Linked DNA regions of Mus musculus: region 2 is linked to region 1. The links are chromatin loops, found by intact Hi-C in ENCODE. Cell type or tissue: left cerebral cortex. All regions are shown on one strand. Links, peaks and the distances in the headings refer to the core of each region. The heading gives the core; the rest is flanking DNA.

Region 1 (16,117 bases), core at 3,959-11,958:
AGTGAGCACCTCATCACCTACACCTTTGATACCACTTCCTACCTGGGGTGTCCCTGCCTCCTCCTCATGACAGCCCAGAGAGTCCCTTCTCTAGAGAGAGGAAGACTCACTTTGGGGGTCTCACTGACTCTTTTCCCCCTTACCCAGCACAATCACCCCACACCTGACCCAGGCCACTTGGCTGTGGGTTTTGTTTTTTTTGTTTTTTGTTTTTGTTTGTTTTTTGTTTTTTTTCTGTGTTGGACTTGTCAGCCGGAAGTGAAGTTTGCAGGCCATGAAGTGAGCCAACAGAATGCAGAAGAGAATCAGCTAATGCATTCGGAGTCAGAACATGCTGGAACATGAGCTGCAAAGGCCAGGCTTGTCCTGCAAGGCTGACATACACACCCACTCACCCACTCACTCAATTGATGTTGTGGGTGCCCCCACATGAAGACACAGGAGCCCCAGCCCTGGGGGAGCTGATATTCTCCTAGGGATGACATGAATAAGAACACTCAGGGTTACAGAACTGTATGTTAGGGTAACTCAGAACAGGAGCGGCTAAGGTTTGCTCAGTTGAACTTGAAAGCCAAGTAGGGGAAAGGACCCTGAAAAAATGGTGCCTTCTTCATTTTTTCCTTAGTTAGGGACCTGGAAGATGGGCGTCCTGACAAAGGGGCTTGAGGAGACAGGGAGATATAAGGGAAGGCTAGAGAGTGACATCTTTTGACTCTCCACTGAGGGATCCTCTCTGGGTGGAAAGGGAGATACACCCTCAGGTCTGGCTGCAACTCAAGGTGATGGCAGCCTGGAGCAAATAGAGTATAGGAGGGAGGCAAGGTCAGACTCCAGCGGAACTAAAGGCCTGGGATCAGAAAAGTGTGATTCCAAAGCTTGGCTTCAATAAGGGGACGGAGGACAGCAGAGGTCTTGTGAGGATGTGAAGGACCAGACAGCCACTGACTGAGCATCCAGAGAAATGCAGGGCATGTGAACACCAAGAGACAGGCAGCAGCTGACTGACAGCCAGGAAGCGGGGAGTGAGCATCTAAACCCCTCCCCAGGCTGGGCCACTTGGAAGATGATGTACAGAGACGCCTAAGCCCTATGGATAATGGGGCCCTGCTTTAAGCTGCTAACCCTCTTGTTATGTATTGTTCCTACACACATTGTCCTTCCAACCCCACTGACCCTCAAAATTCATCGATTCCTACAGAAACAGAAAAAGGGCAAGCAAGGATCTCAGGGCCTGAGCAATCTCCCTAACTACATTCCTGATCCAGTTTCCAAGCCCCCAAACTCCTGGAGCCTCTGGGCACAGGCAAGCCAAGCAGGCTCCACCGTAGAGGCCAGTGGACACTTAGACTGAGCCTCCTGCATTTATTGGGCAGAGTAACCTCAGGCCTAGTTAGTCCTTGCCTAGTTAGTCCTTGCCATGTCAGACAATGGAACAAGAGAGAAACTTTTGAGAAGCAATGGACATGAGGACTAGTTGGTCCGGTTTCCCTTCTACACAGGGTCCCCTGGGCACTTGGGGCACAGCTTACAGCATTGAGAGCAGAGACCAGGACAGTGCACCAGCTTCAGTGTGTCCTAGGCATCCGATCCGGGCTCCAGCTGCCTCTCTCCTAGCCCTGGCTTGGGGGGCTTAGCGGTGTGCCTTCCACCCAGAACCGGCTGATAGGGAAAGTCTGAGAGCCCAGTGGGGATGGTGGAGAGAGCAGGCTGGTGTCGGAAGAAGTCCCCAGGCTTCGTGGAGTATGGGCTGATGGTGCTGCTGCTGCTGCTGTTGCTGGGAGCCATAGTGACTCTGGGTGTCTTCTACAGCATAGGTGAGCAAGGATACCCTACTCCCTTACCTTCCCCCAACCCATCCCTGCCCAGGGCTTTGCATGTCCCTGAGAGAAACCAACCCTGTAGAGTGGGGCAAAGGGGTGGGGATCTGCTAGCCCCCACCCCGCCCCACCAGCTCCTACGGCCACACTGCTGACTCCAGAGGTGCCACGGAAGGGACACTGACCTGCACGGGCCCAGCGACCCCATCCAGAAAGCTCTGTCTGTCCCGGCTTGCTGGTGCGGCAGCTTCTGCAGGCTCTGCCTCCGCCCCCTCTGCCTCAGCAGGACTCTAGGATGCTGCAGACAGCTCACAGGTCCCCCGCCCCACGGTCCAGCCCCCTTCTAGTCCGAAGCCCAGCCCAGCAGAGTGACTGCTGCAGTTCCCAGGTGGCCCAGCAGCAGGAGCCCAAGCCCCTGAATCAAGGGGGTCCCTCCAGCTGTCTCACCTGGCGCTCGCTAGTCAGGATGACCTAGTGGCTTCTGATACAGTCTCTTGTTTATTGCACGTTGGAAGGAAGGGGTTAGCCTGAGAACCCACGAGAGTGGGGGTGTGGCTAGGATTGCCCTTTGGGTAGACCTCAGGTGTCTTAGGAACGGCTTCACATGCTGACCCCTCCCCAAAAGACCACATGTAGGACTAGGGTGCTCCCCTTCGCATGGGGCATCTAGACACCCAGCAGCCCTGCACCCTGTACCTTCCAATCTCTCAGCCCCTTTGAGCCAGGGGGGAAGGAAGGGAGGAAGGAAGGAAGGAAGGAAACGAAGGAAGGAAGGAAGGAAGGAGAAGGGAAGGGAAGGAAAGGAAGGAAGGAAGGAAGGAAGGAAGGAAGGAAGGAAGGAAGGAAGGAAGGAAAGGAAAGGAAGGAAGGAAAGAAGGAAGGAAGGAAGGAAGGAAGGAAGGAAGGAAGGAAGGAAGGAAGGAAGGAAACGAAGGAAGGAAGGAAACGAAGGAAGGAAGGAAGGAAAGGAAGGAAGGAAGGAAAGGAAGGAAGGAAGGAAAGGAAGGAAGGAAGGAAGGAAACGAAGGAAGGAAGGAAAGGAAGGAAGGAAGGAAAGAAACGAAGGAAGGAAGGAAGGAAAGGAAGGAAGGAAGGAAGGAAAGGAAGAAAGGAAGGAAGGAAGGAAACGAAGGAAGGAAGGAAACGAAGGAAGGAAGGAAGGAAGGAAGGAAGGAAGGAAGGAAGTAAACGAAGGAAGGAAGGAAGGAAGGAAACGAAGGAAGGAAGGAAGGAAACGAAGGAAGGAAGGAAGGAAGGAAACGAAGGAAGGAAGGAAGGAAACGAAGGAAGGAAGGAAGGAAGGAAGGAAGGAAGGAAGGAAGGAAGGAAGGAAGGAAGAAGACCCACATGCAGCATATAGATATATACATACAGCATCAGTCTACTACACTACTCTACTCTGGCCATGTCTCTGCAGTGATGCACTAACCCGGTTCTGGCTCTCACACCAGGGCACCAGAGCCTGGAAGTTCCCTCAGGGGACTACGGATGAGGGACAGCTGGAAAACACAAGTGGGTTCTGCCTAAGGAGGAGGTGGGTATCCCCCACCCAAGGGCTGCCTTCAAGGGCCCACGTAGTGTGACTTCTGCCCATGTGTTTCTCAGGCAAGTGTTGTCAGGAGCAACCAACTCCAGGTAGGGACAGGAATGACAGGGTCCACGCTCTAGCGGAGCCCAGGGACCTTTGTTTGAAGTTTACTGGTCTCAAAACACCTGTTTTGAGGCCTCCAGAGACCAGACCCGATAGGCTCACAGCCAGCCATGAGGTACAGGACTGGGGGATGGGAGTGGGACTCTCCTGCTCTGTCCCCCACCCCCATGTGTCTTCTCCCTTTATCCTTTGAGCAGCCTGACTTCTGCCACAGCCAGGATCTCTTTGACTCTGCCAGGGCCCCACAGTCTCTGCTTCCTGAGTCCCTGGAGTGACCCTACAGCTAACATCAGCTTCCTTCCAGGATTTCAGTCAGGACTGAAAAGATAGAAAATTTTGTATTTACCCATTTTAAAGTATTTTTCTTCTCCTTTCTGTTCTGATGCTTTCTTATAGTTTCTGATTTGTGAGCTATCGTTTTACTCTTTCGTTTCTGGGTCGTGTGGCCTTATGCCGCCATTTTAAATTCCACTAACTTCTGGGTCAGCTGTACCACGGTCAGAAGCTCAGTGGGAGCTGGTTGGTGAGACCTCTGGTGCTTGCCTGAGGTTAACCTTGGGTGTGTTCCTGTTGCTGTGATAAAAACACATCCTGACACAGCAAGGTAAGAGAGAGAGCATTTTTCAGAAGTCAAGGCAGCAGGAACTTGAAGCCGTCAGGAATGCAATGAACACTACCAATGTTCAGCTCCTTGTTTTAATTCTGTTCAACCCTGGGATACCCACAGTAGGCATCTCTGACACTCAGTTCAGTCAAGGTAATTCCCTTCTAGCATGCAGGAGAGGCCTTTGTCCCAGGTGACTCTGGATCCTATCTAGTTGATAACGCTGACTCATCTCACTAGCCTAAGCCAAGTAAGGCTTAGTCAATTAAAAAAAAAAAGGGGGGGGGGTAAAATAGGCCAGGTACTTTTGTGGGCCATGCCAGCCCCAACCTGAGGAGAGTCCATAGGTTCCTGTGAGCTCAGTCAAGGTCCCTTGAGATATTGGCTTCCTTCATTCACTTGGTTGTTGATGTTAGGCCCTGGTTCTGTCTCACAGCCCCATGCTTCCAGAAATAAGATCCAGACACCAATTATATTTACAAATACCTTGTACATAGAGCTAGGCTCTACTCTGACTAGATCATAACTAAAGACAACCCGTTTACTGTAGCCTACATTGTGTCATGTGGCTGGTGACCTGTGCTCAGGCACCGTGCGTCCCTCTCCTCGCCTCTTTTTGGCCTCCTCTCCCTGCCTCTTCTCTCCCAGAATCTTTTCTCCTCCTGATGTCCCACCTCTATTTCCTGCCTAAGCCATTGGCCACAGGCTTTGTAATTGACAGGTGCTGCATCTGTATAATATACAGGACGATCTCTCTACAATTTCCCCCTTTCAGTCCAATAAGAGGCTCTTTTAAAATATATATATAAGTGGAATACAGTTATAACAATTATGAAAACTATAAGGTATGGTTACACATTTGTAATATCTAGTCTGTTGATATTTGGCAACTCAGTTAAAGTATTTAAAAAAAAAAGACCCGACTCTCTCTGTCTCTCAACAATTTATTTATTTATTCATTTTTTATGTATGTGAGTACACTGTCGCTGTCTTTAGACACACCAGAAGAGGGCCTGGGATCTCATTACAGGTGATTGTGAGCCACCACGTGGTTGCTGGGAATTGCACTCATGACCCCTGGAAGAGCAGTCAGTGTTCCTAACCGCTGAGCCATCTCTCACACCCCAGATTTTATCACTTAGTCTTCCAGTTGTTCAAAGGAGTGCCTCTGAAAACCTTGCACTAAAGACTTGTCGTTTTCCCTGAGTGGAACCAAGGATTAATTTGTCTATATTTTGTTTGTTTGTTTGTTTGTTTTTTGAGGCAGGGTTTCTCTATGTAGCTCTGGCAGTCCTGGAACTCACTCTGTAGACCAGGCTGGCCTTGAACTCAGAAATCCGTCTGCCTCTGCCTCCCAAGTGCTGGGGTTAAAGGTGTGCACTACCACTGCCCATCAACTTGTCTATAATTTAAGACTAGTGAATGAACATAAATTCAACCATCAGTGGCTGGAGAGGTGTCTCAGCAGTTAAGAGCACTGGCTGTTCTTCCAGAGGCCAGGAGTGCGACTCCTAGCATCCACATGGCAGCTCACAACTGTGTTTAATTCTAGTTCCAGAGGACCTGATATCTTCTTCTGGCTTCTACAGGCATCAGACACACATGTGGCACGCAGGCATACATATATACAAGCAAAAACACCCATATACATAAAAATAAAACCAATTTATTTGCAGTTTTTCTGTTACATTTACTTGAGGTAGAGCATGTCAAAACACACACACACACACACATACGAAGGTCAGAGGACAATTTGTAGGGTCAGTTTTTCCTGCTACCACTTGGATCCAGAGAATTGTTGTTGTTGTTGTTGTTTTTCTGTTTGGTTACGTTTGATTTGGCTTGGTTTTTTCAAGACAGGGTTTCTCTGTATATCCCTGGCTGTCCTGGAACTCACTGTGCAGACCAGGCTGGCCTCGAACTCAGAGACCCACCTGCCTCTGTGCTGGGATTAAAGGCGTGCGCCACTACTCTCCCACTTCGTGCAGAAAATTGAATAGGAGTACTTCTCTTCTTTTATCTGAGCATTCCGTGTACCGCTCCTCTGTTTCTTCTGCAGCCATGCCAGGCTGGGGTTTGAGTTTGTCCTTTGCTGGGAGGATTTTCCTTATTTGCATTCCCTGAATCTCCAGAATCTGTCTTTTGTCTGCCATGATTGTGTTTCTGATGCATCTTCAGCCTTTCCTGCCTGTGTTCAATCTGAGCTATTCCCCCCACCCCCACCCCACCCCCGCAACTTACTTGAAATTCTTTTTTTATCCTTTTGATAGTTGCTTTTTCTTTTAATTATTTGCTAGTTTAAAATTAGATGCAAATCCTTTTCCTCCCGAAGGCCTATTTTATTATGTGTTCTTTGTGGTGGGGTGTGTGGTGGCATGGTATGGAGGTCAGAGACTACCTTTTGGAGTTGATTCAATCCTTCCACCTTTACATGGATTCTGGGGATCAGCCTCAGGTCCCAGTCTTTCTGGAAAAGTGTTTTTGTCCTTGAGCTATCAGGTAGGCTCTTGATGTCAAGTATTTTCATAAATAGCTGGGCACTCCACTTTCATTCATGGTCATCGGGAATTCTGTTCACAAGCAACCATATTCATTGTTCAGGTTAGCTGACCACAGCCTCTGCCTGTTCTTGTAAACAAAGCTTTAGTGGCACGCTGCCTTGCCCACTGTGTGCGCCTATGCTTCTCTTCCGGCCAAGCAGCAGAGCTGCGTAGGTGAGACTGAGCCTGCCAGCAACCCTTCTTGCAGGGAGATGTCACCAGCCTGGACCTGAGCTGTGTCCTCGGAGTCGGCAGCTCATCCTTGGGCTTTTCTGTCTGTTACTCGGTGAGGAAAGGAGGGACCTGAGGTGGTATGCACACCACTGCCCAGCTATACAGCCTGGCGGGCAGGGCATTCCAGCTCCCGTCCCTGCTGTGTGACATCAGACCACTTCCATGATCTCTCTGTGCTTCAGCCTGCAAAACAGAATTGATAGGGGGGTGTGTCTTAAAGGCTCGCATGAGGGTTTGAAAACTTGATGCAACAGGAATGCTTAGAAAAAAGGCCACCACACTGGTCATTATCAGATTTAGTAACAAGAAGTCAGTCTTGCTATTGACCCTATCAATCTTGACATTTCGTCCTGTGTGAAGGTAAATTAGCTTGTGAGACAACATGCTTGCACATTCCAATAGAGATGTCTCCAAATTTTTTGCTTAAACCCACCCTTGTCAGTTATATATCTTATGCTGTATTTTTAAATACTTATTATTTTGAATTACACATATATGGAGGGATGTGTGCACACATGAGTGTGAGTACTCTCAGAGGTCAACTCTGGAAACTTAGAGTTGCAAACGACTCAACAGTTATGTGGGTGCTGGGACCTGGACTCGATTCCTCTGCAAGAGCAGAAAGTGCTTTCAGCCACTGAGCCCTCTCTCCAGCCCCTGGTCTCTCTACTTTTTTTTTTTTAACACCTGAGCTATGAAAAGCTCGAGTTGCATTTTCTTTCCTTGCTATTGTCTGGATTTCATCAGTTCATAGCTCTCTCGACAGGTCCTTTTTCTGTCTAGTGATTGTTATGCAAAGTTTGTCTTTAGCATTTCAAAAGGCAGTTTGTGCCTTTTGTGTATTTGATGTGTGAGCACACGTGTGTGTGTGTGTGTGTGTGTGTGTGTGTGTGTGTGTGTGTGAGAGAGAGAGAGAGCGAGCGAGAGAGAGAGAGAGAGAGAATCTCATGTAGCCGAGGCTAGCCTCCATCTTACTATATATAGTCAAGGATGACTCTCAACTTCTGACCCTTTTGTCCGTACCTAGCAAGCGCTGGGATTATACCTCCACACCCGTTTTCAACCAGTACCTTTAAAACAGTTTGTTGGTATGGGGCAGCTTGATTATCAGGTTGGTCATTACAGGTCTTTGAACGAAAATGCCTAGCGTGGGATCCCGTGTTCGATCACTTGGTCTCCGCCTGGTGGCGCTGTTGGAAAGGTTATGGAACTCTTAGCGGGTGGAGCCTTGCTGACGGAAGTACGTCACTGAGGGTGGGTCACTGGGGGTGGGCGTTATAGCTCGGCTCCACTTCCTGCTCTGTTTCCATGCTTTCCCTGGTGCGGATTAAGTGTGATCAAGCTGCTTCTCGAGAGAGAGAGAGAGAGAGAGAGAGAGAGAGAGAGAGAGAGAGAGAGAGAGAGAGAGAGAGAGAGAGAGAATCTCTACTCCTAAAGTTCAGCTAACGGCTGTGGAGAGAGCTCAGTCAGCCAAGTGCTTGCTGTGCAAGCAAAGCCCTGAGTTCAGTCCCCAGATTCCAGTGAGAAATTCCAACCCAAAAGATAAGGTGGAGCATGCCTGAGAAGACTGACCGCTGACCTCCCACACACTGAGAAACAATACCAAGACTGACTTCCGACTTCCACACACATGTACATGTATCCATTCCCCTCACACAAACAAGAAATACAACATTAATGAAAGAAAATTCTGGTTGCTTATAGACGCCTTTTCTCGGTCTGTCCTTTCTGATGCTCAATTTTTCTGTGGTCATTTCTGTCCCTGGCTTTGCTCTGCATTCCTGGTAAATTCCATAGAATATCGTTCTAGTGCTAAGTCTTTCTTCAGACACCTCAGTGATGCCCACCTGGAAATGAGCTGTTGTAAATCGTTAGTTGACTCCATCCATTCTGGGTCTGCAGTTGTTCGTAAGCTTCAGCAACTGCATGCTTTTCTTTTTAAAAATATGTGTTATTGTATTTGTTATTTGTGTAGAGGTGAAAATGCATGGGTGTGTGTGAGAAGGAGAGGGACAGAGACAGAGAGGTAGAAGCAGAGAGGAAGACAGAGACAGAAAGAGGGAGACAGAGAGATGGAAGCAGAGAAAGGGAGACAGAGAGAAACAGAGTGCCCAAAACAACAGTTACCTAATATCTGTCCTTGGCTGAGGTCAAGCTGGCCCAAGCCAGACACAGCTTGAGCACCTCTGTGGCAGGGGAACCTCATCCAGGCACAGAGACCTAGCTGGCCATTTTCCTCTCCTGGAGAGAAGAAATTCAAGGGGACACATGAAAGTACTCAGGTCGCATGGCACATAAATATACACTCACATCCCTGTGGCCTTTGTTTTGGCCTCCTGTATGATGTAAGTGGGGAAGGTTTACCTCTGAGACTGTGTTTGTTTCCATCTGGTGTCTCCATTTGGGAGAGCTTCCTGTTGACTGTCAGGATCTGTTCCCTTGGCCACACCACAGACATCTGCCTCCCAGCCCTGCCCGGAAGCGTTCTCTCTCTCTCTTTCTCTCCCTCTCCCTCTCCCTCTCCCTCTCTCTCTCTCTCTCTCTCTCTCTCTCTCTCTCTCTCATGTGTGATGTGTGTGTGTGAGAGAGTGTGTGTGATGTATATGTGAGTGTTTAATGTGTCTATGTGATGTGTGTATGATGTGTGATGTGTGTCTGTGTGATGTGTATTTGATGTGTGTGTGTGTGTGTGTGTGTGGTGTGTAAAAGATGTGTGTGAACTGAATTCTGTCTGACCCACCACAAGAACAGTACATGCTTTTTATTCCGAGCCATCTGTCTCTCCAGGCACTCCACCTTATTTTTTTGAGAAAGGGTTTGTCACTGAACCTGGGACTCACTTGTTCAGCAAGGATCTCACTGACTGGAGTGGTCGGTCTTCCCAGAGAGAGGCTGAGAAGGAGGGGAAAACCTTAAGTCATTTAAGTTAAGGTCTTCCTTAGGGACTGGAGAAGATAGTTCAGTGGTTTAAGACTTTTTCTTTTCTTTTTTAAATATTTATTTATTATATATAAGTGCACTGTAGCTGTCTTCAGACACTCCAGAAGAGGGCATCAGATCTCGTTACAGATGGTTGTGAGCCACTATGTGGTTGCTGGGATTTGAATTCAGGACCTTAGGTAGAGCAGTCAGTACTCTTAACCACTGAGCCATCTCTCCAGTCCCGAGGAACCAGTTTCAATACCCAGCAACTACATAGCAGCTCACAGCTATAATAAATTTTATAAAATTAAGGTCTTAGCCAAGTTGAGGAGTTTTTAATGTTTTGAAAAACAAAATTTTAGAAAAACAAAGTTTCAGAGGGATTGCGAAGACTATTCTTTTATGAATGTATGTGTAGCACACACAGAGATATATGTTTGTATGTGTGGAGGTATACATGTGTATGGGAGTGTGTGTGTATAGGGCTGAGGTTGGCACTGATGTCTTCGATCATTCTCTATGTTATGTGTGAGGTGGTCTCTCACTTGAACCCAGAGCTTACAGATTCACTTAATCTAGGTGGCCAGCTTGTTCCAGAGACTCCATGTCTCCACATACAAAGCACTGGGATTACAGATGGGGTCATCATGCCTGCTGGCCTTTACTTGGGTACTGGGGATCCAAACTCAGGTCCCCACACTTGCATGGCCCCTGAGCCATCGCAGGACTATTTTGGGAGGTTGGCATATTGTAGAAGTTACCTAAACAAGCACCAGAGGTGCCAAAGGAACTTGATCCTTCCTGGAATCCCACCCCCTGTAGCCATTCACATCCTGTGGTTTTAGCTCCAGGGCGTCGTCTTGTCTCCATTTCTGTCTGAGTTCAGGTCTCATTGGCCTAGGCCATCCCTGAGCTTCAGTCTTTCCATCTCTGCTTCCTCGTGTATCCTTAAATTGGCTATGTTGAGAGGCTGGTCTTGAACTCCTAGTCCTCCCATGTCTATCTCCTGGGTGGCCTTGGGTATCTCCAGTGACCTCATTTCCATATTTCTTTTGCTTGTTGCCGGCCATGTCTCAGGCTATGACTCCCTCCTCTGTATCCTCTTGCAGCCAGGGTGGCAGTCGGTTGTCCTCTGGTTAGAGAGCCAACACCACTGTGACAGTCTTCACTGTGCCAGCATCATGGTCTCTGCTTGTCTGCTATGAGCCTCTGCTTTTATTAGCTACATCATTCCATTACATCACTTTCTATTACTTCATTCTTATCAGTTATACACAGAGCTGGCAGGAGCTGGCGGGGGATGGCTGCTCATCCAACGCTCGTCTACTCCAGGCAGCTGACATGAGCTAGCTGCTCCTCGCTGTAACATCCACCTCAGTTTTGTTCTAATTTCTTATTAGCTCTAAACCTGCTCTTTCCCAGACCCCCATCCAGGTCCTGAAGACTCCCATGCTAAACAGAGTCTCTCCCCACATGTAGTGGAGGGACAGGGTCAAGGGGGGTAGGTAGCCTTGAACCTTCAGCAGGCGGTGAGAATACAAAAGTTGCAAGGGTGAAGGTTGCCACTAGGGAAGCCCCCTGCCTACAAGACCCAATTTTCCTAAATTAACCTATTTATTCCTGTGGTGGGGCTGCAAGAGCAGCCTTCTGTAGGCACATCCCGGGAAGGCAGTCAGAGCCTGGGTAGTTCAGGAAGGACAAGAAAATAGGAATAGCAAGCTAGGGGGAAACTTCCCTTTTCCCACTCAATCCTAGCAGAAAGTAGGAAGAGGAGGAAGAAAAGAAGACGAGTAAGACACAGTCCCCCTGCCTCCGTTCCCTGGTGTATGGTGAACACTATAGCCCTGAGCGCTGACATGCAATGATCCCCGAGGCTCTGAGGGTGACTGGGGGCTGAGCACTATGTTTCTCCCCAGGGAAGCAGCTGCCCCTCTTAACTAGCCTGCTACACTTCTCCTGGGATGAGAGGACGGTTGTAAAACGAGGTAGCCTTTACCTTCCCTGCCAGGCAGCCCTGAGGAGGTGGGCTTGGAATCTGGACCTGCCATGGGTGGGGGAGGTCACATGGATGGGCAGGGAGCACAGGAGGGATGGGGAAGAAAGGATATTGGCAGGGACACCAATCGCCAGTGGTTGCTGTATGTGGGATGTCTGGGGACAGCTGGGTACCACCCGTGGGGTTGGCTTGATACCATCTATGGATGTGCTAACCACAGGGTAAGGATAGGGTGGGATAGTATAGGACCTTAGAGCTGGTGGGACAACAAGGTAGCAGGGCATGAGCCGCCTCAAGCCCTGAGGGTCCTGGGCCACAGAAGGGGTCCACAGAGGCAGAGAATTTGAAGGGGATCCCAGGTCACTGCAGCAAGACTACACTTCAAACCTATCTTGGAGGTGTCGATGAAGGGTGGGAAAAATAGAGGCCCTCCCCATCTACCCTGCCACGCCCACCCAGCCTTGCCACGCCCACCCAGCCTTGCCACGCCCACCCAAGCCCTCTGACTCTGCACACCTCACGCTCCCCGTTCTGTTCCTCCAGCCCTCAGGGATTCATCACTGAAAAGTGACATCTGCACCACCCCAAGCTGTGTGATAGCAGGTGAGCTTCTCCCCGGGGTGGCCATTCAGGGTGGGGGCGGGGAAGGGGGAGGGGCGGCGGGGGAGGGGTGCTGCCTGAAGCCAAGCTGAGATTTTTTTTTTTTTGTCTTAAAACTGGGTGCTATGGGCAGCCCTCTGCAGGAGGCAGAAAGAAAAAATCTTGTGGGGAAGCGAAAGGGGAGAGAAAAAAAAAGCCTACAGAGACACACAGAATATGGTTTTATCTGGGTGGATCCTGGAGTCCCACAGTGATGCTTTTTAATGAAATCTCCAACTGCAAGAGACCAAGATAAACAGCTGGGCAAGATTCTAGGGGTTCCCGGGCAGAGCGCCGAGCATGTAAGCTCAGGCTCCTGTCACCAACATACGCCAGATTCTGGGAAATAGCTGTCCCATCTGTTAAGTAAGAAACCTCAAGGACATGGAGTGAGAAGCCACCGAGACTACAAGAGGCAGAGGGCTATGGAGACATCCAGGAGTCTGGGACCAGTTTAGAGGGCAAGGTCACCCACTGGGGCCTTCCTCAGGGCAGGAACCATATTCCAAATCAGGTCCTCAGATGGGAGAAGACAGGAGGGTTCAAGGTCCTGTGGTTTATCAGTGGCAACCGTAGCCCTTGAAGCTACTTGGGCAATTCCTCCCATGTTTCTAGACTCCCCGTGGCTCAGGGAAAGTGACTAACATACTCATGAGCAGATCAGTAGCTGCCAGCGAGCTGATAGTTGAAATAAGTCTCAAACAAACCGTCCCCGGAGGGGTGCCGCTGTCTCTCAGACTCAAAGACAGTGTCAAGGTGTCCACAATCCAGTCTCCTCTCCTCCCTCCACCCCCTTGGAATACAAAGCTGCCAGAATCCTCGAAAACATGGACCAATCGAGGAACCCCTGTGAAAACTTCTACCAGTACGCTTGCGGAGGCTGGCTGAGGCACCACGTGATCCCAGAGACCAACTCCAGATACAGCGTCTTTGACATCCTTCGGGACGAGCTGGAGGTTATCCTCAAAGGTGAAGAGTGGCCACCACCAGAGGACAGGGGGTGACACTGACCCTTGGGTGGGCTCCTGCCCAACATCTTGGTCAGCAGGGTCAGTGGAGAAATCGCTGCTCAGGAGTTGAACTGAGCCGTCACTGCGGTGTCTCTGCCCAGCCTGATGAAGCCCCTTGTCTGTCAGGGGGAACCCTGGGATGCTTGCCCAGGGCCAGACGGGACCAAGGGCTACAGGAGACTTAAGTTGTTGACCTAGGCCCTCAACAGTCACCTCAACCTCTGTTCAGCTTTCTCCTCTGCCCACAGGGGTGCTGGAGGATTCCACTTCCCAGCATCGCCCGGCCGTGGAGAAGGCCAAGACACTATATCGCTCCTGCATGAACCAAAGTGAGTAGAGCCGCCCCCTTCTAGGGCCCATGTAGCTCCAGTACCAAGGCACACACTGAACGCCATGAGATGGGAGAGGGCACCCTGCAGAGCACATACATTAAAGCATCTATGTGCTGTGCCCAGACCGGCCTGACTCACTACCAGATGCCCTGTGTACTGGGCTTTGAAGTCCCAGCCTGTGTTACAGTGCCCAAAATCACCACTTCTGAGCAGCAGGGATGGGTCCAGCTCAGCTGGGCATCTCCTAGAGGTTTGAGGTTGAGTCCAGTGTATCACCAATGGGAGTCAGTGGGACTGTGGTTTTTATGAGGTCATCTCCATTGGAATCCCTGCCTGGGCTTGTCTAGGGCTATCTTATCTCCCCAAATCATGTGGCCAATACCTACCAGATTGAAAACTTCCTTTGGATTCTCATCTTTACTAAATTTCTAGCCTTACCTCTTGCCTTCCACCCATGGCATCTTGGGCTAGTACCCTCCATCGGAGCCATGTGGCTCCCCCTTTTCTGCCAGACCTTTGTCCCTTCCCTATGTCCCCTCAACCTTTGCCACATGCCTTGACATGGACATCAGCCCCTTCTTGTTGCCAGCTCTGAAGTTCTGCTTCTGTCATCTGAGAGTCCTCCTCTGTGTCTGTGGTGACTTCTGGATGTGCCCTGTCTACTTAGTCTTTGCCTGGAGTTCTTCCAAGTTTCCCGTCAGAAAAAAAAACCACTTCCTTAGAGGGACCCTCCTTAGCCCAAGTCTTTTTTTTTTTTTTTTTTTAAAGATTTTTTTTTTTAGATTTATTTATTTATTATATGTAAGTACACTGTAGCTGTCTTCAGACACTCCAGAAGAGGGAGCGTCAGATCTTGTTACAGATGGCTGTGAGCCACCATGTGGTTGCTGGGATTTGAACTCTGGACCTTCGGAAGAGCAGTCGGGTGCTCTTACCCACTGAGCCATCTCACCAGCCCAGCCCAAGTCTTTAGACTGCCATTGTGCTGCAGACGCAAGTCACATGGGCCCCGTGTGACCTTCTGTCTCTGGGCCTCCCTCCTGGCCACAACTCCTTTCCTAGGCTTGCTCACCAGCTGCCAGCTAGTTCCCAGCCTCCTTGGCCCCATGGAAGTGTGTACTTCACCAGCAACCTCTGAACTAAAGCTGAGCCCACAAGGGGGTCATGCTCAGGGTTTGTGTCATGGCGCCTGAGCCAGTGGAGTCTACGTGAGCACACATCTCCCCTCCCCTTCCCAGGTGTGATCGAGAAGAGAGACTCTGAGCCCCTGCTGAGCGTCTTAAAAATGGTAGGAGGTTGGCCTGTGGCCATGGATAAGTGGAACGAGACCATGGGTGAGTATCGGCCTGTTTGCAGACTTCAGGGAGAGGTCTACTCAACCCCAAAGCTGCCCACAAGCTAACCACCTGCTCTTGGGAAGCCCCGAGGGCTCATTTCTTCCAGAGCCAATTTAGGATCCCAAAAGCTGGCTTAGGCTCCACATTGGGGGAAGTCGGTGACAGCTGGTTCCCCGAACCTCTGTTCTAAACCCAGGCTTCATACCCCTCTGCTCATCCCTTAGACAGCATCACACACACACACACACACACACACACACACACACGATTGTTTCAGAACCTATCTCCCTACGGAATACTTGGAGAATAGTCCCTCAGTCCCCAAAGTGCCACAGTGAGTTTCCTACCTAAGCCAGACAGGGCTCCCTACACCCCCAGAATGCTCTGTGCTTAGGAGGCAGTTAGTTCCCTGTCTGGAGATGGGCTAGCTGGTCTCCAGCATGGGTGCTAACTCCTCAGGCCTCAAGTGGGAACTGGAGCGACAGTTGGCTGTGTTGAACTCGCAGTTCAACAGGCGGGTCCTCATCGACCTCTTCATCTGGAATGACGACCAGAACTCCAGCCGGCATGTCATCTACGTATGCAATGCCCTCGGGGAATGGCGGGTGTGGAACTGGGTCAGCAGGCTCCTGGTGCCTGACTCTGGACTTTGGCAGCAAAGCAGGGAGATAGACCAGGACGATGGCTGGGGAGACCTGTGAGCTCAGTGCATGTTTTCCCTGCCACGGCTGTGATGTGAATTGTGCTGAGCAGAGAGGCTGGCCTTGTGCTTAGCCTGTTTCTTGCCCATTGTGAGGGTTTTGGCACCTGGGCAGGAAGCCTGCAGGAGCCATAGCTGGAAGGTCAGAGAAGCATACTTTGGGTAGAATGTGAGTTCTTCCCATGGGGACCTGTGCCCTATCCATCCCCTCTCTGGCCTCCTTGCAAGTCCCAGCCTGCAACCCCCTCTCTATGTCAGGGAGAGGCTTGGGTTTGGAAGCATCTGACTTCCACAGGGAGCCGGTGTTCTACCAGGCACAGTCCTGGGGGAGGGGA
Region 2 (16,117 bases), core at 3,095-11,094, 66 kb after region 1:
CAGCCTGAGCTCCACAGTGGGACTTCATATGAAAAACAATAGCAACAAAATAGCATTAAAAGCATAGACATCAACAGCGTGTTCTGACATCTGTAGCTACTGCAGTGAAATCCAGTAGGCGGATGAAGCATAGCTATAACTGTAAATGCCCCAACCTACAAAAGCCAGAGGAAACACAGGAAAACATGGTTGTGACCTTGAGCAGGTAACAGTCTTTGAGTGGGTAGAAACCACAGAAGCAGGGAAGAAAACAAGAGAAGCCGTGCTTGTGAAGACAGAGGATGTCTGCAGTCTGCACTCAAGAGTGCGTTGCTAAGGCAATGAGAGCTGAGCCACACAGCAGGGGGAAAAAAAAACCCTCACAGAGTGCAAATCTCATGGCCAAAACACCTTTTAACTCAGATAATTTAGTGAGAAGGCAAACATGTTACTCAGTTTTCTATGATGGAAACAAAATAACTGAGATCATCAACTTTTAAAAAGAAAGCATAACACCACATCCCTACAGCTCTGAAGTTACTATAGTGAGCCTGAGGGTCGAGGCTGAACCACCTGATGGCGGAGGCTGCTCACCCAGCACAAATGAGAAGCAAAGAGAAAGGGGGGAGGCTGGGGTCCCACACAGTGACCTCACTTCCTCCCACTAAGCTCCGTCTTCTCCAGGTCCCACCACTCCCCAGGACTGCCCTAAGCTGTGCCTTTGGGTGGCATTTAGACTCTAAACTGTAACAACACACAACGTAGTTTTTCTTTGTTTTGTTGATTTTTTTTTAGGGTTTTTTTTTGAGATCTTATTTATTTTTATTTTATATGTATGGATATTTTGCCTGCATGTATGAATGTGCACCACTTGAGTGATTGATGCCCACAGAGGTAAGAAAAGGGTACCAATTCCCCAGGGCAATCATAGATGGTTGTGGGCCATTATGTGGGTGCTGGGATTTGAACCCCAGTCCTCTGAAAGAGAAGGCAGTACTCTTAACAGCTTCAACCATCTCTTAAGCCCCAATAACCTAGTCTGTCTGTCTGCCTTTCCTTCTTTCCTTCTTTCTTTCTTTCTTTCTTTCTTTCTTTCTTTCTTTCTTTCTTTCTTTCCTTCTCCCTTCCTTCCTTCCTTTCTTCCTTTCTTTTGTTCTTTCTTTCTTTTTCTTTTCTGTCCTGGAACTTGCTAGACCAGGCTAATCTCATATTCAGAGTCCTACTTGTCTCTGCCTCCCAAGTGCTGGGATTAAAGGTGTGAACCATCATCTGGCTCAAGCTAGTTTTTCTTAACATAAGAAAAAATAATCTGACTTCACCAAAGAATACAAAGGAGACTCTATACATCATTGCCATTAGGAAATTCAAGTTAAAACCACAATAGGGACCTCCCCACCATTAGAAGACTACTGTCCCAGTCAAGCACCATAAAGACCTGGGGGCAATGAGAGCTCAGAAGGATGTGGGGCAATGAGAGCTCACAAGGATGTGGGGCAATGAGAACTCTTGTGAGGCTGTGGATGGTGCAACCATTTTGGACAAGGGTGTGATCAGATCTTATAGTTAGCCCCACACCATCCGTGTCACCCAGCCTTTCAATCCCCAGCTACATAACCAACTTAAACACAGGTCTGTACACAAACACAGACACACACTTACAGATGTCAGGAGAGGAACAGGGCTGGGGAGATGGCTCACTGGGTAAAGTGTTGGCTGGATCTAGCCATGGTGGTGTGTGTCTGTAATTCTTGTACCAAAGGGTCAGAAATTAACAGATACTGGGGCTCAACGGCCAGACATTCTAGCTAGAAAAGCAACCTCCTGGTTCAGTGAGACACCTTGTCTCAAAAAAGAAAAAAAAAAAAAAGGTAGAAAGTGATGAAGGAAAAATTCAGTGTCAACCTTTGTCCTCCATATATAGGCACACAGGCATGTGAACACATGTGAGAAAAGTTGGCAGTAACTCAGTTCAGACCCCCTTAGAATGGGAAATAGCATCAGAATCTCCGTCTCAGCAGACGGACAACAAGCTGAGGTTCTGCTCTGCAAGAAGGGCAGGATAAACGGGGGGCACACATCACATGTGTCCTGAGCCCAGACTTCACGCAGGAGGCATGAAGGTCAAGCAGAACCATCTGGAGGGACTGAAAGATCCAGGAAGTATGTGCCTGGGTTTTGGGCATCTGAGCTGGTCTGGAGGCCATGACAAGACAGCACAGATGGGACTTAACAAGCACTCAAGCTGGGTTGTGGCTATCCCAGCCCTTGAAGGTAGAGACAGAAGAATCAGAATCTCAGGGTCACCGTGGAAGTAAAGACACGTAAATGTCTGAGTTGAGGCCAGCCTGGTCTCCATATGGAGTTCTAGGATAGCCAGAGCTACACAGTAAGACCCTATCTCAAAAGAAAAAGAAATGTTCAAAATCACCGTTGCCTACATAGGAAGGTTGAGGCCAGTCTGGTCTACATGAGACTTTGACTCAATTATCTACTGCAATGGCAAAAGAGAAGAAATAGTCACACCTTCCTGGTCTCACGGGGTATGGACTTGGCTCAAAGATGTGGCAAGGCTAGCCCCTCCCATGCATTCTTCCTAGCCACAGATGGCACCTTCTGTATGCCCACTGGCATCCTTGGTGCCACTGAGCATATCTTCAAGGTCACTCTAATGACCTCACTTAACATTAGTCACCTAAAGTCCCATCTTCACAGTCTGGACATTGGGCTCAGAGTACGAACTCAGAAGCCCTGTCCCCAGGAGCTAGAGAAATAGATAGCTCAGTCAGTAACAGGGAAGTGCTCATTGCATAGGAATGAGGATCTAAGTTTGATTCCCTCCAAACACCCACATCCATTCACACACACAAATACACACATACACACACACACATACACACACACTCCCCTTATATACAAACACACACACACACAACACACACAACACACATTCAAACAAATATATACACAGACACACTCACAGAGAGACACACACTTACACACACATAAAAACACATACAGACACTCACACACAGTCTTTCTTTACACATACACACACACATACACACATATAAACACATACACACAGACAAGTATGTACTCACACAACTAGACAAACACACACTCATACACACTCACACAGAGAGACACACACACCACATACACCCACACACATACACTCACATACACACACCACACACACACAGACCCACATACACACCCACTCATGCCCACTCACACAACACACATATCCTACACATATACTCATATATATACACTCACACACACAGTCTCCCTCTCTCACATACACATACACACACATACATACTGTACTGGCTAGTTTTGTGTCAACTTGACACAGCTGGAGTTATCACAGAGAAAGGAGCTTCAGTTGAGGAAATGCCTCCATGAGATCCAGCTGTAAGGCATTTTCTCAATTAGTGATCATGGGGGAAAGGCCCCTTGTGGGTGGGACCATCTCTGGGCTGGTAGTCTTGGGTTCTATAAGAGAGCAGACTGAGCAAGCCAGGAGAAGCAAGCCAGTAAAGAACATTCTTCCATGGCCTCTGCATCGGCTCCTGCTTCCTGACCTGCTTGAGTTCCAGTCCTGACTTCCTTGGTGATGAACAGCAGTATGGAAGTGTAAGCCGAATACACCCTTTCCTCCCCAACTTGTTTCTTGGTCATGATGTTTGTGCAGGAATAGAAACCCTGACTAAGACACATACCCTACACATACACAGCCTCTCTCTCTCTCTCTCTCTCTCTCTCTCACACACACACACACACACACACACACACACACAAGGATGTGACACTCCATGTTTGACATCTATGAGAGCGAATGAATGTGTGTCTTCTCATCTGTGTCCTGAAAAGTGCTAGACATGTCCCCCAGGAGTTGATAGAGTGCACCACAGTCCACTGTTCCTACTTTCGCTTCTGCCATGGCTTGAACATCTCTGCCAAATATTGCCCCTTTTACCAGAAAGGTATTTGCAAGCAATAGATGAATGCTTACAGCCCTGTGAGTCTTGGGCCACCAGGCAGTACCAAGAGGCCATGCTTTTCCCAGGAAGGGTCTAGTCAGGCATTAGGACCAGTTGTGTAGCCCATCTGCACAGACAGGCAGACTTCCCCCCCCCCCTTTAGCCTTGAACTTGGGGGTTCGGGTCTAGCCCTTATTCCCAGAGGTCACTCCAGGACAGGTCCATGGACATTCATATCTCATGATTCCCAGCAGCTGAAAAGTGGAAGCAACCGAGTATCTGTCCTCTGGCAAGTAGAGAACAAAACCCTACTGTGAAATGTTACTCACCCACCAAGAATAAATGGAGCATTGATATCTGCTTACAACACGGATGGGCTCTGAGGATCCTGTGCTGAGAGGGAGAAGCCAGACACAGAACAGTTGATACTGTGAGATCTGTGCAAAGGAAGACATGGGGGCCCGGAGAAGGGCGTCCACGAAGACAATGAAAATGTGTTCTGCTTGTGGAAAGTGCTGATGGCTATAAAAAATGGGGTCTGGAGAGAAGAGGTTAAGAGCATGCAGTGTTTCCAAGACCTGTGTGAGTGCGTGTGTTTGTGTGCCTGTGTGGGCTACTTACAACTGTAACTCCAGCTCCAGAGAATCCGGTACCCTCTTCCCACCTCCACAGGTACCGCCATGTTCATGCATAGACACAAACACACAAAATTTAAAATAATAAAGACAGGAGCTGGAGAGATGGCTCAGGACCTAGTCTCAGTTTCCAGCACCCACATGGGCTCTCACCGCTATCTGTAAGTCCAGTTCCAGGGAAATCGACACCCTCTTTTGAGCTCTTCAGATACTACAAGCGTATGATGCACATGCATGCATGCAGGTAAACAAGTACACACAAAATAAAACTAAATAAAATCTCTTGAAAATAAAATAGTAATGATGAATCTTTTTGAAAAGAACAAGAAGTGTGCTTTACATTAGTGTATCAAGAACTTAAGAATGGCTAAAATAGAAGACCTTATCTCATGTACATTTTACTATCATTTGTTTTGTTTGAGATAGGGCTTCCCTGTGTAGCCCTGGCTGCTCTGGAATTCACTATGTAAACCAAGGTGACCTCAGATTCATAGAGATCCACCTGCCTCTGCATCTCAAATGATGGGATTAATACATTCCTGGCTCACTGTATTTCTTTAAAATGCATTTCTATGGTCCCATCCCTCAGGAGTCTGAGTCAGGAAGACTAAGAATTCCAGGCCAGGCTGGGCTATATAGCAAGATTCTATCTCAAAATACAAAATTACAAGTCCTATATTTCTTTTTTTTAAGCCCTACATTTCTTAAGGATGTATTATTTTATTTTCATGTGTGTGCATGAGTGTGCATGTTGTGGACTTAGAGATCAGAAGAGGGCTTTAGATCTCCTGGAGCTGGCGTAAAGGTAGCCATGAGCTGCCCAATGTGGTGGTGTGAACAGAACTCAGGCCCTCTGCTGTAATAGAACTCTACCCTTAACAGCTGTGCCATCTCACCAGGAGAAACCTTTATATCTCCACTATGACCCAGTCGACACTGGAAAGACTTCCTTCTCAAGAGCTTCTGACAGTTGTCCACACTGTCTCACGATTTACCAGCAAAGAGGAAAGAGAGGAAAAGGAAGGTGTGCCAAAGGGAGAGCAGGAATTTGCACTTTGCCTATAAAGTTACTGAGCTTAGCCGCAGCCCAAGACCTGGGCCGCCTCTGCCTCTGCCTCTGCCTCTGCCTCTGCCTCTGCCTCTGCCTCTGCCTCTGCCTCTGCCTCTGCCTCTGCCTCTGCCTCTGCCTCTGCCTCTGCCTCTGCCTCTGCCTCTGCCTCTGCCTCTGCCTCTGCCTCTGCCTCTGCCTCTGCCTCTGCCTCTGCCTCTGCCTCTGCCTCTGCCTCTGCCTCTGCCTCTGCCTCTGCCTCTGCCTCTGCCTCTGCCTCTGCCTCTGCCTCTGCCTCTGCCTCTGCCTCTGCCTCTGCCTCTGCCTCTGCCTCTGCCTCTGCCTCTGCCTCTGCCTCTGCCTCTGCCTCTGCCTCTGCCTCTGCCTCTGCCTCTGCCTCTGCCTCTGCCTCTGCCTCTGCCTCTGCCTCTGCCTCTGCCTCTGCCTCTGCCTCTGCCTCTGCCTCTGCCTCTGCCTCTGCCTCTGCCTCTGCCTCGTGCACAAGTTTCTGCAGGCACAAAAGGGAAATCAGGAGGTATGGTCAAAACCTCCAATAGCTGCATTTCCTGCCGCCTGCTAAGCTAAGGTTTCTTCTTAAAGCAAAACATGAGCTTAGTTTCCATCGAGTCACCACAGTAAAAAAGAAGAGGTTCTCAAATGACGCCCCCTTTTTTACATAAAGAGGAGGATCATAGAACATAAATTTACAGAGAAAATATGTAAAGTATTGATGTGTAGCAAGACTCTAGCCTCGACTCTGTAAGGGACTTTCCCAGGTCATGGGAAATTATCCCCCCCTTACTTGTTAAATGCACCGCCCACCACCACAACTCTTTTGGTCATTCACTCGAACAACTTCTCGTGCATGAATTCACTTTATCCCATCCCCGCTCATTTCCCCATCCTCTCAAACATTCAGTTAGAATTTAGGGGGCAGCCCAGAGGTTCTGGCAACATGCCAGCTGATTCTGAACCCTCATGGGGACATACTGTCCAGACCTCCCTGGTCTGGGAGCAGCAAAATCAAGGATCAACACACCTGTAGAAGGGTCTTGGAGCTAGGGCAATGCAGGGATAGAAGACAACCAGTGTCCCAGGAGAGGAGAATCCTAGGGCACAATGGACTGGGTCAGAGGTGGCCAAGGTGCTCACACCGAGGTTGAGCACGCAGTCCAGCTGTAGGCAGCCTCAAAGTCTCTCAACACTCCTCTCTGCAGAGTGGGCTCTGGTCTTCGAAATTGTCAAGATAAGCCATGCTGACCCTGTCGCCTATGGACGGAGATACCTTAGAGTTCCTGATGAGAGGCTACAGAGAGTGACAGTTGCTCATCGGGGCCTGCCAGCTCTTTCCCCTGTCCACCTGTGCTCTGAGAAAATAAGTCCCATGAGTGTGGCCAGCACTTTCAGAATGAGGGACAGCAGTCCCTGGCAGGAGCATCTGAACACAAAGGTCCCAAGAGGGGTGGACTTCACATGGAAGGTCTGGATGCCAAGCAGGCGTGGCTCCTGGCTATCTCTTAGTGATCAGTGATGGACTCTAGCCCTGAATCCTGTGACACCCAAAAGTCCTCAGATTGTGCCCAAACAAGAAGTGCTGTCAAGTCTTGCCCCCAACACACAGGCATGCATGCATGTAAGCACACATGCACACACATGTAAATGACAGACAGGCTCTGGGGACCATGAACCACCCATGTAACCTGATGCCAAGTTATACAGAGATTGCTTCTCTATCTGTCTACATAGCTAGGAAAGCCCCATCCTCAGGCAGAAGCCTCAGCTAGGTTGGGCAGGCCCCTGTCTCAGGCATTGCCCATTATGAGGAAATGGCAGGTTCGGAGCCAGCTGGGCCTCACCTGAGTCCTGGGATCCTTGGGTACCAAGAGTCTTCCTCTGTTTTAGAAGCTGTTTAAGAAGCTGAGACACAGGAGGTCTCAGGCTAGCCTCTCCCTGAACACAGACTTGCTGATAGGTGAAGTAGCCAATGTAGACGTGAAGTGAAAGTACCCAGGGGAGCAGTTCAGTCCACATAGACAAAGAAGCCTCATTAACAAGATAGTCAGAGACTGCTCAAGGTCTCCATCCCCTGCTCAGCCTATGAGCCTCTGCCAGGTCATGCTGGGTGCTGCGAAAGTCTCACCAGGGACAGAAAATCCCCCAGAGAGGTGACTTCCCATCTGAGTCTTTACCAGAGCCAGAACCAACTTTACCAGAACTTGGGAAAGAACCATTCAGGTCTCCTCCCTCCTCAGCCTAGTGCTGAAGTGTGACCTCTGGTGGCTGCTGAGAACACCAAGATGTCCACTTGGGAGCCTAGAGCCTAGCATTTGTATGCAAACCCCTGCTTACTCTTCTTCCTTTGAGCCACTAGAGGGCAGCAAAATCCAGGCCTGACTGATCCCTGCACCTCAGGCTCATAGTCAGGCATCCCTCCCCAGAAGGTTCTGGGCTGTGTTTACTTAAGAAAGTCACATCCCACCGGGCATGGTGGCCCACGCCTTTAATCCCAGCACTTGGGAGGCAGAGGCAGGCGGATTTCTGAGTTCGAGGCCAGCTTGGTCTACAAAGTGAGTTCCAAGACAGCCAGGGCAATACAGAGAAACCCTGTCTTGAAAAACCAAAAAAAGAAAAAGAGAGAGAGAGAGAGAGAGAGAGAGAGAGAGAGAGAGAAGGAGGGAGGGAGAGAGGGAGGGAGGGAGGGAGGGAGGAAGGAAGGAAGGAAGGAAGAAAGAAAGAAAGAAAGAAAGAAAGAAAGAAAGAAAAGAAAGTCACATCCCTAGTTGAGAGGTGGTGGACTTTAATCCCAGAACCTAGAGGTAGAGGGTGACGGATTTCTGAGTTCTAGACCAGTCTGGTCTATAGAGCAAGCTCATGTCCATGGATCATCATCAATGAGGGAGTCAGGGAATTGAGAGAAATTTGCATTTCCAAGGAATAAAAAAGAGCGGGAAGGAGGCAGAGAGTGCATCACCAGCCCCACTTGACTTCCTAATGTCTCATGGCCCTATGGATGGATGGCTGCTCCTCTCTGCAATGGGCATGGTCTGCTTTACCCCTGGGACTGAGCAGCAGGTGACTGCACGAGCAGCTCATACCATGGCTCTTGGGGTGCTGGTAAGTTGGCCTCTTCAGCCAACCAGGGAGAGGAGCCAGCATAGCTGAAGGCATCCCTGACGGTCTCTCCAGTCATTTGGACCCAAAGTGGCCTCTGGGTTAGCCACAGAATCAGGGACAAAGCCAGCAGGACAGACAAGGGCCCAACCCGGGAAACCCTCAACATAGGACCAGCCTGGGTGGTACCCAGGACCTCAGGGTTGCAGTCAGCCTCAGAGTGGGTGACAGACTCAGAGTGACAGACTCAGAGTGACAGACTCGGAGTGACAGACTCAGAGTCTGGAGACTGCTGGCCAGTGCCTTTATTCAAAGCCTGTGCTGTTCCCTCTCTGAAGTATATATGCACGGTGTGCACTCTTCCACATGCCTGCCATTGCCCCAGGGATACCCAAGCAGCCTCATACTGCTACAGCATTTGTCCATCCAGCCTTATTCTGATATAAAACATGGAGCCCCCTACACAGCCTGGGAGGAACAGGATCCAGCTCTGGTCTGGCTAGAAAGGTCACGAAGGTACTCCCTATAAATCTGTCCTCCGTGGTGTGTTGGTCCAGACCTCTCTGCCACGAGCAAGTCAGACAGTGTACAGCCTTTGCAATACACAAATCCTGTGCCCCCCGCACCCTTTCTCCAAAATGAAGACAGACATGAGGGCAGGTAACCCCTCACCTGTCCACAGCTCAGTCTCTGCTCTGGAGAAAAGTAGGAGGGACACAAGAGTCTCAACTGCAGGAAGAGCCACGTCAGCAACCCTGGACTTCACCCCTGTTTCCAAGGGCCTGGAACCATGGCCACCAGGTCTCCATCCTGCTTCCTATGGGCAGGGGCTGCTCCAGCATGCCGCACTTGGGTGGCAGTATGGATCTCTTGTCACCTAGGTTACCACTTGATGTAGAAAGTAGGCTGGAGAGGCACTCTCCTTCCCAATTCCCTCTGGTATGTTTCTTTGCTTCAGAGTGTAAGGGGAAGAGGCCAGAGGCATATAAACCAAGGCAGGGTCATACGTCAGCCACGGTCTCCCACCAGGCCAAGGTTATCCAGGGATGCTGCCTCCTTGTTCCCAGCTCTGGCAGGGCTTCTGCCTGCCCCGACCCACAAACCTCCAACAGGAGAGTCCAGGCTGCCTCCAGGTCCCTGCTGGACCCACACTGTAAGTGCCGGACTCATTCTTCACTCCTAGAGCTGGGGACTCTGAAAAGCAGCCAGACCAGAGGTCACCGTGCCTTTATGGCACAGGGGGAACGGAAGGGTTGGTGTAGTCTCTAGCGTTTTCCCACGCCCAGGAGCCAATGGAGAGGCGGGATTGGACAACAGAGCATGAGCCCTCCCACAGAGGGGCTGGGCTACTATCCATTAGGAGTGAGGGGTGGAGATCTGCTACAACCAGGTCCTGGAACTCACAGGACTCTCTGGCTGGTAGGTTCCTCGCCCTTAGATCTTAACCCTCCAGTCCCTGAGAATGTTGTCACTGCCTAGCACACTGCAGCCAGGATCTAGAAATCAGTGTCATTAGCAGCTTCTGCCCTGGCCACAGCTTCCTACGGGAAAGGCACAGGACTGGTGCTCTCCTTGCCTTCCATCTTGTTATTCAAGTTGTCTGAGAGCACGTGCGCGTGCACACACAGACCCGCGCGCGTGCACACACAAACAGACGCGCGCGCGCGCACACACACACACACACACACACACACACACACACACACACACACACACACACACACACACACACACACACACACACACACACACACACACACACACACACACACACACACACACACACACACACACACACACACACACACACACACACACACACACACACACACACACACACACACACACACACACACACACACACACACACACACACACACACACACACACACACACACACACACACACACACACACACACACACACACACACACACACACACACACACACACCTGGCTGATCTCTACCTTCCACCTGCAGGACTGCAGCCCAGTCCCAGGACACACTGGGCTTGGTAGTTTTAGGGAGTGACTGAAGTTTGGTCAGGGTGCTGCATAAAGATGCTTGCTGCCAAACCTGATGATGACCAAAGTTCAGTCCCAGAAATCTGCATTATAGAAAGAGAGCCTGATCCTACAGGCTGTCCTCTGCCCCCCCCCCCCGCGTTTGTGTGTGTGTGTGTGTGTGTGTGTGTGTGTGCACGCGCGCGTGAGATTGATCAGGGTTTTTAAAAATAACTTCAGGAGCAGCCCTAAAAATGTTAAGACCATCATTCCCAGAGGTCCCCAGCTGCCTTCAACCCAATATGCAATGATCCAGTATTCACCTTCTCCAAGAAGCCCCACATACCTCTCTCTCAGGCTAGTCCTTACCTCAGTGCTGGTACAGGTATCTAACTTCCAGGGGAAGAGGACCCACGCCCCCCCCCCCATCCCCCCAGCAGCTCTAAGACTTGATAAATTCTTCCCTTTTCTTTCTTTCTTCTTTCTTTCTTTCTATTTTTCTTTCTTTCTTTCTTTCTTTTGGTTTTTTGTTTTTGGTTTGGTTTGGTTTTTGCTTTTGGTTTTGGCCACATAAGCTGAGCTAGCTTTGAACTCGCTGTGCTGCCAAGGCTAACTAACGGTAGACTCCTGATATCTCTGCCTCTGCCTGCCTCTCAGATGCTGGAATTACAGGTTCACCACTCTATCCAGACTGCTATTTCTTTTTTTTTTTTTTTTAAGATTTATTTATTGATTATATGTAAGTACACTGTAGCTGTCTTCAGACACTCCAGAAGAGGGAGTCAGATCTCGTTACGGATGGTTGTGAGCCACCATGTGGTTGCTGGGATTTGAACTCTGGACCTTCGGAAGAGCAGTCGGGTGCTCTTACCCACTGAGCCATCTCGCCAGCCCCAGACTGCTATTTCTAATCAGCTAAAATTGTTGCTCCTCACATCAGATAAGGTGACTGAGGTATGTGGAGAAGTCCTTGTCCTGATAAGGTGATCGCCACGCCCCTCTTTTCCCTCAGGTTGAGTGGCAGGCTGGGTTGCTGAGTGGGCAAGGTAGAAATGAATGCTGGGAGAGAGAACATCATGGGCAAGCCAGGGAGCAAGGAAGTGTGCCAGCCAGTGTGACTCTGGGCAGGACGTGTGGCAGGAGGAAAGGAGACAGGGCAGTCTAACGATGGCAGAGGCAGCAGCAGAGGCACTGTGCCAGGCATAATGGCAAGAGCGTGCAGGGACTTCCAGGGAGTCCTTTGCCCAGACCCTGGGACTGAGTGATGGAGCCCAGGAATGGTGCCAGCCTTAGGCAAAAGGGAGGGGTACCTACCCCAGGGAACTTTATAAAACTGCACCTTGGTCTCCAGTTCTGGGGACATCTTGGCCTCTCATTGGTCAACAGGGAGGAGGAACCTCCTTGTATTCTTGGTCTGGCTTGAGGGTGGCCAGGTAGGCTGTGGTAGCTGCTCTGCTGGCCCCGCCTGCCTGGGGGCCCTGAATGGCCTGGCGTCTTTTGTGGGAGAGCAGCTGGCGCCCAGCCCTTTATGTGGGGCTGTGGGAAAGTCCCCGGGCCAGCCTCTCACAGCCTCTCAAAAGCCGGGATTATCTCTCTGAGCCTGCAGGACACCCTCTCAAGGACCCCCTCCCCAGCAAAGTTGGGGGCAGGGACACCCCCGGAGAGGGTCTGTCCACCAGGCTCTGGCCCCAGGAGCCCTTTGGCCAGGAAATATTCTTAAGTGGAAAGACCTTTGAATACTCCAGCTCCCGCCTTACCAGCCCAGCTGCCCAGACTTAGAGATGCCCACTACACAAGCAGGGCTGCAGAAGGCTTTGCACCCACCTGAGTCTCTTTTCTCTCCACCCTATGTGCCCTAGGCAGGGCCACAGTCAGAGGCTTGGCAGGGAGACACACACTTATTTAACACCACAGCATAGAAGCTGAGTAGACATTCTCCTCCTAGCTCAGAGCTGGGGGCACGGGAGGGCTACACCTAGCTGCCGGTCCATCACTTTGGACTCCCATGCGAATGTTCCCACCAGAAAACCAGATGTAGAGTTTGAGAGTTCTTGGGGATTCAGGAATGGGGACATCCAGCAGCTTTGAGTCCAAGGCCACTCTGAAGTCTCCTCTCTGTTCATTGTGCTCCTCAGTGAACACCTGAGTGGGACCACCATCAGCCCCATTCTATAGATAGGAAAACTGAGACCCACATAGTCCAGCTTCTATATAGTGGATACTCACGGTTTTGAACCCTATGCTCACAACCCTTTTTGAGTCATGGCTAAAGCAGCAGGTGAATCTCTGGAGAGTGTCCTTCTCATACCTAGTGTAACATAAGAGGAGGCAACTCCAGGGGCGCTCTCCAGGGGTGCTCTCCAGGGGCGCTCTCCAGGGGTGCTCTCCAGGGGCGCTTGAGGCCAGATGTGCTGACCTCCAACGAGGTTACCAGGGAGCTGCTGCTGATGCTCAGGGCCTCAAAGGCTGCCTAGAGGGAAGCCCCCACCCTGCCCGCGCGGAGGACTGCTCCCCAGATGGCCTCTGGGGCCAGGAGCTTGGCTCACAAAGCACAGGCGGCCCCGTGGCGAATGAGTTTGTTGCCGCGCACGCGCCTTTTGTGGGGATGAATGTATAAGGCAGGGGTGGGGTGTGGGAACCCACCCGGAGCGGGCCTCCCGCCCAAATTATTTATTCAACCTCTCTCCTCCTCCTCCTCCTCCTCCTCCTCCTCTTTCTTCACTCTCTCTTCTCTCTCTCCTCTCTTCCTTCTTTCTTTCTCTCTCTCCTCCTCCTTCTCTCTCCTCCTCCTTCTCTCTCCCCTCCTCTTCCTTCTTCTCTTTCTCTCTCTTCCTTCTTCTTCTTCTTCTTCTTCTTCTTCTTCTTCTTCTTCTTCTTCTTCTTCTTCTTCTTCTTCTTCTTCTCTCTCTCCTCCTCTTCCTTCTTCTCTCTCCTCTTTCTTTTCTCTCCTCCTCCTCCTCTCTCTCCTCTCTTTCCCCTCCCTCTTTCTCCTTCTTCTCCTCCTTCTTTCTTTCTCTCTCTCCTCCCCTCTCCTTTCTTCCCTTTCTTTCTCTCTCTTCCTCCTCTCCCTTCTTCTCCTTCTCTCTCCTCCTCTTCCTTCTTCTCCCTCGTTCCCTCCTCCTCCTCCTCGTGCTCATCCTCCTCCTTCTCCTCCTCCTCCCCTCTCTCCTCTCTCCTCTCTGGCTGATACTGCCTGGAAAGAAGGCAGAACTGCCTTGCCACCCCTAGGCCCCACCAAGTGGCCTCAGGCAAACATGGGGCTCTGTGCAACCCAGAAATGTTTGGCTTCCTCCTTTCCATTTCATGAGGAGAAGCAGGAGGTGGAAATGGGGCTGGCAGGGGCTACTTGCTCTTCTGAGGGAATGACTTTAGGGTGGAGATGCCAAAGGCTGTCCAGGGCACCTATGAAAAGAGCAGAGGACTCTGGGACCTACTAGAGCATTTCTAAGTAGAGTCTTGGTCCTGGGAGAGGGGTAGAAAGTTGACATTCTTGAAGATTTGAGGAGCATCTAGAGGCCCCTCTTTTGCCTCACCTCTTTGTCCACTCACTCCAGAGCCTGACACATATTGGGCATATCAAAGCATCAGGAGATGGGCAGTTTGACCTGCCTCTTCCTAAGCTGAAGCCATAGGATCCGACAAAACCTCCCTGTAGTCTCTTCACCTGTGAAGAGTCCCAGGGGATGCCCACTCACCCACTGCTGTAGGAGTGCCAAATGTGGCTGGGACCATGGGGTATGGATCCTCCCTGCTGGTCATTGCGAGTCTCACTGGGAGCCTCCATGCTGGGCTAGAAGCACCCATTGATCCTGGCTGGCCAGTCGTCATGGGAGGGTACCATGAGGTGGCATCCACAATGCATGTCAGGTCCCAAAGAGACAGCTGATGAGGTGAGCATCCTATGCTGGCGTTGGAGTTGGACAGCAAGAGAGGGACCAGGAGTCAATGGTAGCGCACACCTTTAATCCCAACACTCAGGAGGCAGAGGCAGGTGGATCCTTGAGTTCGAGGCCAGCCTGGTCTACAGAGCAAGTTCCAGGACAGCCAGGGCTATACAGAGAAACCCTGTCTCAGGAAAAAAAAAAGACAGACAGGCAGGCAGGCAAACAGACAGACAGGCAGGCAGACAGACAGACAGAGCAAACAGGCATTAAGGGATCATGATGAAGTTTTCTCTGGGTTATGGATCTGAGACCCATCTGTATTCTCCCTAAATGTTAGGGTCTCTTAGAGGCACGGTATGACTGCACTTGCAGAGTTTGGTTTCTGTCTATTTCAAACATTACCAGCAGGGTGGGATGATCAATATTCCACTAGCTAATGTGGTAAGAGAAGGGACCTCCAGCCAGAGTCCCAGGGTCCCCAATCTCGGGCATCCTGTGATCTGCTACAGAGGTCATCCCAGGCATTGTCCCTACAGGGCTCTTGGTCTTCTCCTCATGTTCAGGTGCAACCATTCGTGGGTCCCTATGACCCTGAAAATCTGAGGAGCTCCTTAACACAAGCCAAGCCAAACACTACTCATACTGCAGCTGGGGAAGGCAAGAGGCACCTTTGGGGGGGGGGGTCAAGACAGGGTTTCTCTGTGTAGCCCTGGCTCTCCTGGAACTCACTCTGTAGACCGGGCTGGCCTCAAACTCAGAGATCCGCCTGCCTCTACCTCCCAAGTGCTGGGATTAAAGGAGTGCGCCACCACTGCCTGGCTGCAGTCTGGAGACATCAGCAGACCCTGGGAGAAATATGTGTGATCATCAAGGGTTCAGGACCCACCTGTGTCCTTTCTGCCAGAACCTAAAGCCCCCCTCCCTGCCTCAACCCCAGGTCCTGCACTCTGACCTAAGCCACCATTTGCAACTTGCCCTTGAATTTTTTTTTCTGTGCCTTAGTTTGTCTACCTGTCCATTGGGTATGATGATGCTGGGTATCCGGAGGTAATTCTGCTTTGCGAAAACCAGCTTGGTCCCCCCAATGGAAGCTCTCATGTCAGCCTCAGACATGGGGGGGGGGGAGTAAGAATCCCTTGGGATGGGACTGGGGACAGCTGTTTCCTGTAAAGGGCTGCATGATAACTATTCTAGTCTGGGTGGAGGGCACCTCGCTGATCGTCCTCTGGAACTGTGTCAAGATAGACATAGGTAAGGGATGGCTGTACAGCAACAAGATTTCATTTTAACCTCATGCCATGTCTCACACCATGGAACACACAGTCTTTTTTGGATGTTGGTTTGCTTTAGAATGTAAATATCATTCTTGGGGAGCAAGGAAGCCCTGGTGTTCCCTACTTGCCAGCTACCTGCCTCTGACCTCTGATACCAACTGAGGGTCCCTACCCATTGCCCCCACTTTGCAGATAAG

Evidence for each region. Hi-C counts contacts between places; a loop is a spot of excess contacts. Peaks named below come from ENCODE experiments on the same cell type or tissue, not always from the same donor. Only the 100,000 strongest peaks of a DNase experiment are listed, where the experiment ranks them.
Region 2: it touches region 1 in a loop (5-fold over the local background); 24 of 42 quality-filtered maps call a loop at or near these places.

What each region holds. Positions count from the first base shown.
Region 1 is chr4:154,869,963-154,886,079 of GRCm38, forward strand. Mmel1 (membrane metallo-endopeptidase-like 1) reads left to right here. Exons shown (of 24, transcript NM_013783.2): 2 at 1,500-1,814; 3 at 11,685-11,753; 4 at 12,308-12,367; 5 at 13,211-13,372; 6 at 13,662-13,742; 7 at 14,984-15,079; 8 at 15,542-15,660. The coding sequence starts at 1,691. It overlaps Gm13112 (predicted gene 13112), which reads right to left and starts at 2,041. Exons shown (of 5, transcript NR_154548.1): 1 at 2,003-2,041. In left cerebral cortex, for the core only: CTCF peaks have their summits at 8,032 and 9,888 (motif pointing right); a DNase peak (open chromatin) is centred at 8,064; H3K4me3 peaks cover 358 bases; H3K27ac peaks cover 339 bases.
Region 2 is chr4:154,936,484-154,952,600 of GRCm38, forward strand. No RefSeq gene overlaps it. Among named protein-coding and RNA genes, the nearest start is that of Hes5, 16 kb to the right of the region's middle. In left cerebral cortex, for the core only: a CTCF peak has its summit at 7,975 (motif pointing right); DNase peaks (open chromatin) are centred at 4,323, 8,000 and 10,087; H3K4me3 peaks cover 579 bases.